2 separate regions of the Homo sapiens genome follow, and region 2 is linked to region 1. Evidence: read pairs that join two places in POLR2A ChIA-PET (ENCODE). Cell type or tissue: CD4-positive, alpha-beta T cell. All regions are shown on one strand.

What was found. ChIA-PET counts read pairs that join two places held together with the same protein. Peaks named below come from ENCODE experiments on the same cell type or tissue, not always from the same donor. Only the 100,000 strongest peaks of a DNase experiment are listed, where the experiment ranks them.
Region 2: POLR2A ChIA-PET joins it to region 1 with 5 read pairs; 3 of 35 experiments call an interaction of 5 or more read pairs at or near these places.

What each region holds. Positions count from the first base shown.
Region 1 is chr15:90,681,072-90,686,071 of GRCh38, reverse strand. The region is part of intron 2 of CRTC3-AS1 (CRTC3 antisense RNA 1); the gene reads left to right. Among named protein-coding and RNA genes, the nearest start is that of LINC01585, 23 kb to the right of the region's middle. RefSeq lists an enhancer at 2,515-3,015. In CD4-positive, alpha-beta T cell, no CTCF peak of the experiment used is centred here; no DNase peak of the experiment used is centred here.
Region 2 is chr15:90,303,883-90,308,882 of GRCh38, reverse strand. No RefSeq gene overlaps it. Among named protein-coding and RNA genes, the nearest start is that of NGRN, 41 kb to the right of the region's middle. RefSeq lists an enhancer at 2,289-2,338. In CD4-positive, alpha-beta T cell, no CTCF peak of the experiment used is centred here; a DNase peak (open chromatin) is centred at 2,192; H3K27ac peaks cover 1,066 bases.

The sequences.
Region 1 (5,000 bases):
GTCTTCGTTGATTTATTTTTAATCAAGTTTTTGGGGACAAAAAGGCTTTAGCTTATTTTTAATTTAATTTTTTTTAAGAGACAGAATCTTACTCTGTTTCCCAGCCTGGAGTACAGGGTGTGACCATAGCTCCACGCGGCCTTAAAACTCCTGGGCTCAAGCGATCCTCCTGCCTCAGGCTCCCAAGCGGCTGGAACTACAGGTGCATGCCACCACACCTGGCTGCTTTATGTTACTTTCTACATTTTCTCAGCGAAAGTGAGACTTAACATTTTCTAACTCTACAATCTGCTGTGTTTAAGATAGTGAGCAGGGTATCTGTGTGAAGATGATCACTGGGCAAGGAGATCTCTGAACCTGGGTCTCAGGGGAGAGTTCTGGGACTGGAGATCTGTTAGAAGTGACAGTCTAATGTGGGAGACGATGTCAAGAAAAAGAGTTGGGAAGGGGAGTAAGGCCTGGGTAGAGCTCTGTAGAACATTCACATTCAGGTCAGAGGAGGCACATGCAAGAGCTCGGGCATGACAGAGTCCTGGGAGAAAGAGAAATAAAAGGGTCGACCACATCAAGGGAGTGGAGGATGCTAAAGTCCTTCAGAGTGAGGCAGGAGAAAGGCTTGGCACAAAGGCTGAGGGGCAGAGAGAAAAACCTAATTTCAGCCGGGCACAGTGGCTCACGCCTGTAATCCCAACACTTTGGGAGGCTGAGGCGGGCGGATCACCTGAGTTCAGGAGTTCAAGACCAGCCTGGCCACCATGGTGAGACCTTGTTTCTACTAAAAGTACAAATAAATTAGTTGGGCATAGTGGTGCACACCTGTAGTCCCAGATACTCAGGAGGCTGAGGCAGGAGGATTGCTTGAACCCCAGACGTGGAGGTTGCAGTGAGTGTAGATTGTGCCACTGCGCTCCAGCCGGGGTGACAGAGCAAGACTCCATCTCAAAAAGAAGAGAAAAATAATTTCTGTCCAGCTCTCCCCACCCCTCCCTACTTGCTTCCTCCTGGTCCTTTTCAATTCTGGAATCCCTGGCTTCTTTGTCCCCAAGAGACACCTTTCCCCCAGTCTTCTATCATCTCTTTCTCCCCATTCCTCCCGGACTAGCTAATTCCTACTCATTGGTCAGATCCCAGCCTGAAAATCTCTTCTTGACCTTTCAGGCTAGATCTGATCCCACAGTAATACACTCTGTACTTCTCCATCAAGCATCTCGGTCGTCTTTGTGTATTTTCATGACTCTGACCAATGCCCAGGCAGTTAGCTCCATGAGGGTAGAGACCAAGTTTATAACAGGTGCCTACCTCAGGGTCTGGCCCAAGTGTGCTCAGTAAAGAGTTATTGAATGGATGAATGAATCAATGAAGGTAAGTAGGTGTTGGCATAGCCTCAGGACTCAAGGCCAGATATTCTTTCTGGAACTGCACAGAAGTTCTAGTTTATCGTCTGCAGTTGACATTGACAACCCTGGGTAACACCAACCACTGTGTACCCTACTGCTGCTCCCATGGCCAAGGTCCTGCCCGGGCCAGGCCAGCTTACTGCTCTCCAGGCTCAGCCTGGCGGTCTGAGCATCGCTGACCATCTTAGGGAGAGATGCTTCTGGGGACTGATGAGGGGGGAAGCCAGACTGGAATGCGTGGGAGGTGAGGAAAGGGAGATTGTGGATGCAGACAGCTTTTTCACAAGTTTGGCTTTGAAAGGGAGGAGAGAATTAGGAGGTAGCTGCAAGGAGATTTGGGGTTTTCAAAGCAGTTTTTTGTTTGTTTTTTTAATTTCAGGAGAGATTTAAATATGTCTAAATGTCAGTGGGCAGGTTCTAGTTAGGAGGGAGAGGTTGAGTAAATAGGAATGGGAAAGAATCCTGAGGCGAGGAGAAGAGGGGCCTCGAATGAGCACCTGGATGGTAGTTAGCAGGCTCCTTCTGCCTCAGGCTTGGCTGAGGCCCCAGACAGGCAGGGCAGCCCCTCCCAATCCCAGCATGGGATGCTAGACCACCTATGCAGGGCTGGGAGGGAAATGTCTGAGAACTGGTAGTTCTGAGTCACTGTATTGACCACCCACATCCAACTTATAAAGCGGTTGGACAGGCCGAGAGAGAGGAGCCAGAGACTAGGAAGCAGGTTTATTTTTTATTTTTTTAATTTTTTATTATTTTTATTATTATTTTATTTTTGAGACAGAGTTTTGCTCTTGTCACCCAGGCTGGAGTGCAGTGGCATGATCTCAGCTCACTGCAACATCTGCCTCTTGGATTCAAGCGATTCTTCTGCCTCAGCCTCCTGAGTAGCTGGGATTACAGGCATGTGCCACCACGCCTGGCTAATTTTGTATTTTTAGTAGAGACAGGGTTTCACCGTGTTGGTCAGGCTGGTCTCAAACTCCTGACCTCAGGTGATCCAGCCGCCTCAGCCTCCCAGAGTGCTGGCGTTACAGGTGTGAGCCACCTGCCCGGTGGAAGCAGATTTCTTTAGCAGAGGCTTGTACTGTGGAGCCCGCCCCCAGCCACACCCATGGGGGAGGGGTGAGTGCGTCCTGCTTTCCTCAGATCAACTGAGGGGGACACTGGAACCAGGGAGACACAGAGGTGTCCGAATCACACCTCGAAATCTACAGGGGCGTGTGTATGTATGTTGTCTGCCTGTCAGTCCACTGGGCTTTGGGGTTTTTTTAGTTATTATTATTTTTAATTAAAAAAAATTGAGATGGGTCATCTTGCTGCGTTGCCCAGGCCGGTCTAGAACTCCTGGGCTCAAGCGATCCTCCCACCTTGGCCTCCCAAAGTGCTGGGATAACAGGCGTGAGCCACCCGCCTGGTGTATGTACTCTTCCCTCAGCATTATGTTTTTGGGATTCACCTATGTTTCATGTATCAGTAGTTCATAATATTACACTATTAACTTTTCTTTTTTTTCTTTTTTGAGACGGAGTCTTGCCCTATTGCCCAGGCTGGAGTGCAGTGGCGTAATCACAGCTCACTGCAGCCTCCACCTCCTGGGTTCAAGCAGTTCTCCTGCCTCAGACTCCTGAGTAGCTGGGATTACAGGTGCCTGCCACCATGCTCAGCTTATTTTATATTACACTATTAACTTAAAGCTTATGATAAATATTGTTAAATTCCCCTCCAGAAAAATGTGATCAAGTTTTTTTAATTTTTTTTTTTTTTATTTTTTAAGAGATGAGGTCTTGCCATATTGCCGAGGCTGTTCTTGAACTCCCAGGCTCAAGCAATCCTCCTATCTCAGCCTCCTGAGTAGCTGGGACCACCTGTGCATACCACCACACCCGGCTAATTTTTGTATTTTTTGTGGAGATGGGGTTTCACCATGTTGCCTAGGCTGGTCTCAAACTTCTGAGCTCAAACAACCCTCCCGGCTTGGCCTCCAAAAGTGCTGGGATTACAGGCGTGCGCCACCATGCCCAGCCATGCTGGGCTTTGAAAAAGGGCTGCATCAAGAGACAGATGAAGGTCAGTCAAATGTGTGCATTCCAGATGTGGGTCACAAGCATGAGAGAGAGCGGCTGGCTGTTGGTCTAGATCAGTGGTTCTCACTGAGGGTGATTTTCCACCTGAGGGGATGTTTGGCAACGTCTGGAGACATTTTTGATTGTCACAACTAAGGGGTATTACTAGTGGGGGTCCTCTAGTGGGCAGAGGCCAGAGGTGAGGGGGGGATAGGAGGGCCTTGGAAGTTTGAGAGAGTGAAGAATTGAAGTAGTCATCCCATAAGTAGGGGAGCTAGGTGACACACAGTAGGTTGCCAAGTGTGGTGATGGCTACAGGCAAGATGTAAGAAAATGAAGGTTCCAGAGGTGGAGCCAGGACAGATTCCTGGAGGCCATTCGGGGGAGGGGGCTTCGATAGGATCCCCTAGTAGAGCCTGTGTACACTGGGGTCCATGACCCCGGCCCCTCAGCAGAGCTTCGCTGAAACCTGGAGTGGCACTGAGGATCTCTGGGAACAGTTCCTTCTTTTTTTTTTTTTGAGATGGAGTCTTGTTCTGTTGCCCAGGCTGGAGTGCAGTGGTGCAATCTCAGCTCACTGCAACCTCTGTCTCCCAGGTTCAAGCAATTCTCCTGGTTCAGCCTCTGGAGTAGCTGGGATTACAGGCACGTGCCATCACACTCAGCCAATTTTTGTATTTTTAGTAGAGACAAGGTTTCACCATGTTGGCCAGGCTGGTCTTGAACTCCTGACCTCAGGTGATCCTCCCACCTCAGCCTCCCAAAGTTCTGGGATTACAAGTATGAGCCGCCGTGCCCAGCCAGTTCCATTTTCTCTATTGCTGAAGGTCCTAGTGGTCACTCGTCCAACCTCCACATTCCTCAATGGCCCACATCAGATGAGTCAGTTCCTTCATCAGTGATGGCAGTGATTGCAGGGAACGCTCAGCCTCCTTGGCTCTGATTCTGCCTTACCAGAAGGGAGCCCTTCTGACTTGACCTCGTGGGTGCCATCGAGTGTGGTTCCAGCTCCGCATGTTCCTGACTACTCCTGCACAAGTCTGGGAGGTGAGGGATGTGGGAGGCGCAGCTCTCAGAGCCTCTTACAGAAACAACCAGCCTGGTGCTGCGGTGGCAAGAAACAGACACTGACCCCCGACCCCAAGGGAAATTCACAAGAAGGCTATGGAGTCCCTCACAACATGGAAGGGGAAATTGAAGAGCCTGGTCTGGAAAAGACAGAAAACAGGGAGGCCGTGGGGACCTAGAAGCTGGAACCAACTGAGAGTCTCATCTGGCCACACTGTAAAGATGTGTCAGCCCCAACCTCTTCTTGGCTTTTGCTTCCTCCATTCAAGGGTCAGAGTCTGAGTGCCTAGGTGGGCCCAGAGCCTTCCCTCTCCAGCCTCCCTGCTGCCCCAGAGAGGACAAACACCATTTCTGACTCCCCTACATACTCAGAGTGCATTCTCAGGATCACAGTAGAGGAAGGACTGAGAAAATAAGTGCTCATGAGGCTGATGGGCTGCCTTAGCTTTATCAGCAGCAGAAGAATTCTGGG
Region 2 (5,000 bases), 380 kb after region 1:
ATAAATAATTATATGTATTTAATTATAAATAATTATCTATAATTAAATAAGTAAATATAATTATAAATAATTGCAATAAATATAATAAACACAATTATATAATATTAATATATTAATAATACTAATAATATATAAGTATATATAATAATTATAATCAATAAATATAATAAATAATAATTATTATTCCTTTTAAAATAGATAAATATATGTATAGATATACATATATAGATATACATCTATATATATATACTTATCTCCAAAATATTAATAAATAGCAGCAGCAGCAATTCCCATGGTTATTGTCTACTGGCTGTCAGGCACCCTATTAGGGGCTCTCCTGCATTATCTTTCATCTTCTCAAACATCTTACAAGGTTGTTCTTGTGGAAGTTTTACACATCAAAGGACAGCGGGTATTGGTTTTGGGGAGTTAAAGGGAAAGATAAGCGGGTGGTCCAAGCACAAGGCTCGTGGGATTCCATGAACTTGGTGACTTGAACCCTCTGTAGCTCTGCAGGTTCAGACACCCACTTTTGTCAACAAGCTGAGAGCTGGTATCTCGGATACGGGTCATGTCATCCAGTGGAGGTGTGGACAACCAGAATGCCTCCTGATTAACCTATGATGACAATAACTGTGACACAGCCTGGACCACTGGAGCCAACCTGACCAGCCCATGTGAACTCATAACCCAGTTAGAATTTTGCCTGGTGAATGTTGATGTAGAAAGGGGGATGGGAGGTGACTATAAAGGTTTAATGTTATCTAGTAAGAATGGCTTGAAGTGAGGCTTACCAATCTTTACCTTTTACCTACATAGTTTCTTGATGAGAAGGAGACCAGACCCAGGGAACTTTCTGGAGATGAGTGTGGTAGGCTGTGCCCCCCAAGCTCCAGCGCTCAGAGCTAGAGACTTCAACTTGGGGTTGAGCCAAAGTACTGGCCTTTGATACCTCACCTAGACTGAAGAGAGGGCAGGGCCAACGTGACTTGCCTGCCTGGATGCACTGTGAGAAGCTGGAGCAGAAGGAAAGCAAAAGGAAGCCAGCTGAGGAGCTGGGGTGCAAGGGCCCTGAGACTGGGCAGGCCAATCAAAGAAGGCAAAAAAGTGTGCCATGCACAAGCAGTGCCCCAACTCCATAATCAACCCCTTCTGACATGTGAGGCCACATGGGTGATATGCTGTCTTGAGTCAGATTAGCTACTCTTATCCTGGGGAGAGAAGAATGAAAGGAGGGAAAGCGAGAGAGTACGTGTCCATCCAAGTGTTCCCTAAAATGGTCTGCAAGTCAGATGGGGAGAAGTTCCCTCATCTATGAGCCTGAGATGGGAATATGGGAAAAAGAATAACAGCGTCTACAAAAACGGCAGGCACTGCTCTTGGCCAGGATACTGGATATCTTTGACGAAGATGCATTTTTTTCTTCTGAGCTGTTCTTAGATGGACCCTGTCAGCCTGCTCTGGAACCCCAAAAAGGCAGGAGTAGAATTTGTTCATGCCCTTAGCACAGTGCTTAGCAGACTCTCAATATATATACAGAATACATGCATTTACTTCTCTCTCCTTTTTCTTCTTTCATGGAATCAAACTCTACCTTAAATTGACTATTATTCCTTTAGCTGTGTTATTATCCTCAATCAGATTGTTCAACATGTTCAACAAGTCAGAATGTTCAACATGATGACTTTGCACATCTCTGCTCCATACAATATGTATTGATCTTGTTGTTTAGCTCTTGGAGGACCATCTCATTTTCCCTCTTATACCAAGTTCTTTAGAAGTGCATTTCCCTGTAGCTGTCAAGAGCTTACTCTCTCATTCCCATTCCACAGTCATTTATGAGCGGAGCCAACGTTAAGATCCAAGGTCACGGGAAGAAAATGTTATTGGATAGACTGAACAACCCCTGTTAGACGTTAGCGTTTCACAGAACTCATCAGAGAAACCCAAGTTTTCACCAAACACTGCATTGATTTCCGCCTCCCACAGCAATTGGTTATTTTGCCCAAGAGAGGAAACTGTTTCCATTTCACACATGGTAAAGGACACCTCCTGATAATTTCCCTTTGGGGCCAGGAATTTAATCTTACTACTGGGTTAATGCTTTTACTTGGGTGGCTTTTTAACCTCAATAAGTGAGCTGTACTTCCTCCCACCATCACTTTCATAATTGCTGTGAAAAGAGGCCCTCGTGTGGGTTGCTGCAGAGACAGCCTGGGGAAAGCCGGTGAAGTTAAATGCGCTGCTTGAAAGCAGAGACACCCACTTCTAGCCCCTCCAGCCCGAGCAAGCCGTTAGATTTGGACCCTAGCAGGGACAAGGTCAATTTCTCTTTGCTTTTTTTCTTCCATTTCCTGTTCTTCCACTTCTTCTATTGCCTTCTCACAGCTATTCCAGGCTCTCTCCTTCTTTTTCTCTTCTCTTTTCGTGTTTTCAAACAACAGGATAACTTTCAAAGCCTTTCCTTTCTTTTTTCACTCTACCCACAACCCCTTGGCTGTTCAAATGCCTAAGTTCACCCTTCAGCTAAAGAGACAGTGCAACTTTTATAGTCAAGAATGTAGGCCAAGAAGCCAGACTTCCTGGGGCTGAATCCAATTTGCCAGGGAGACTTATGGAATCTCTCAGGTCCTCGGTTTCTGCATCTGTCAAGTGGGAATGATACTAATAGTTCTTATCCCAGAAGATTATTATGTGAGTCAAATCAGTTCATATGTGTAAAGTGCTTAGAAAGGTTACGTAACAGACTTAAGAGCATTTGCTGAGAAACAACCACCACAACAACACATCACAAGTGGGTAAGGATGAACAGAAAGTGCAAACGGCCTTAGAACAGAGATCATATTCCACCCTTTGTCCCTCTGATTGAGGAGAGGGGATTGCCTGCATCTGTATTTCTTCCCCTAGCATATCCATATATTCTAGAACTCTGGATATGTTCTTTGTGTAAGGTGAACTTAGTTCAGAAATATTTTCTCAGCTTTTACTCTCTTTTTACAGAGTAAGACTTGATCTCTTTTGTGAAGAGCTATTTCTGGCTAGCTTCAAACTACCATTTCAATTAGTGGCCATTGTTTATGCCCATGATGTATAAGCTGAACTGCCCCTGCATTCTTTATTATTTTTTTTGAGATGGAGTCTTGCTCTGTCGCCCAGGCTGAAGTGCAGTGGCACGATCTCGGCTCACTGCAGCCTCCGCCTCCTGGGTTCAAGAGATTCTCCTGCCTCAGCCTACCGAGTAGTTGGGATTATAGGCACCCGACACCAGGCCCAGCTAATTTTTTTTGTATTTTTAGTAGAGACGGGGCTTTGCGACGTTGGCCAGGCTGGTCTCAAACTCACGACCTCATGATCCACCAGCCTTGGCCTCCCAAAGTGCTGGGATTATAGGCGTGAGCCATCGCTCCTGGCCTGCCCCTGCATTCTATAATCCAGTCCCAAGGAAGGGGAGAAAAATGCCAGGAGAGCGTGGGGAAGAAAAAAGCAATCATCGCCCACCCACCAGAAAATCTCCCTGCTCTCATATTTACTCTTTAATGACAGAACTGGATTTATGTACACACTTAGCTAATGACATGTTTACATGTCTTGTCTCCTCTTGATCCTAAGGTAGTGTCTATTCCCTGCCTATGTCTTCTTGGTGCTCAGAACAGTGCTACATTTACCTATGGGTAGAAAATACAATTTGCTGACAAACTATAAACCAATAGAAATAGACCATGTATGAGACTAGTATTAAAGGTTTTAAAAATAGTCTGTTTTAAAAATACAGTCTGTCAAATTTATAAGCTTTAAATGACCAAAATTAAAGGAAAGAGTTAAAGAAAATGAGAGTGGTTTCTATTTTTTGAATCACATTTTCTGCTTTCATTGCCATATGCCTATAAAAGGAATTAGATATATAGTGGGTGTGAAGCACTTATGTAAGTTGTGTATATATATATATATGGTAGATTTATGTGTGTGAGGTATGTGTGTGTGTATTATGTGTGTGAATTAAGCTGTCAAGTCAGCACACACAAGGAGAAAATCATGTACAGAAGTGCTTCAGAAAATTGCGTATTATCACTTGAGGCTCCATACTTAGAAGCCCAAACACTAAGATTTAGCTTCTTTTGTTTCTATTTACATTCTCTCTGTCATCTCATTCTCTTTGGACCCCTGGAGGCTAGAGTCTAGTTTGAAAGGGAGGATACATGCAACAGGGTAAAAAATGTTTTCTTTACTTGTTTGTGCACTAAGATTTATGAAAATTAAATTCTTTAAAAATGCAACTTCACAGTGTGTGTGTATGTCTGTGGTGCGTGTGTATATATATACATTTGTTTGTTTGTTTGTTTGTTTTGTTTTGTTTTGGGATGAGTTTGGCTCTGTTGCCCAGGATGGGGTGCCTTGGTATGATCTCGGCTCATTGCAACCTCTGTCTCCGGGGTTCAAGTGATTCTCCCACCTCAGCCTCTGGAGTAGCTGGGATTACAGGGGCAAACCACCATGCCTGGCTAATTTTTGTATTTTTAGTAGAGGCGGGGTTTTGCCGTGTTGGCCAGGCTGGTCTCGAACTCCTGACCTCAAGTGATCTGTCTGCCTCAGCCCCTCAAAGTGCTGGGATTACAGCCGAGAGCCACCATGCCCGGCCCGTCTGTAGTATATTATAATCTATACACTTTGATTTTTATTATTTCACATAACTTTTACAACAAATCTGTAAAACACATTTTCCATTTACAGATCAGGAAACTAAGAGCATCAAAGTGATTTTCTCAGTGTAGGTGGTACTGGTAGGTTGGAACTGGGGAAGCAAGCTTACAGTTTGATGTTTACCCACTAGCACTACCTCCTTCGAAGCTGATCACAATCATAACAGTGAGAGAAGCTTTGAAACTCCCTTTTACAGCACTGGAAGGGACCTTAATTAAGACCTTTCTATTTACAGGGAAGGGAACTGAAGCCCAGAGATACCAAGAGTTGGCCCAGGTCACACCTTGGCGATTGTGGAAGGA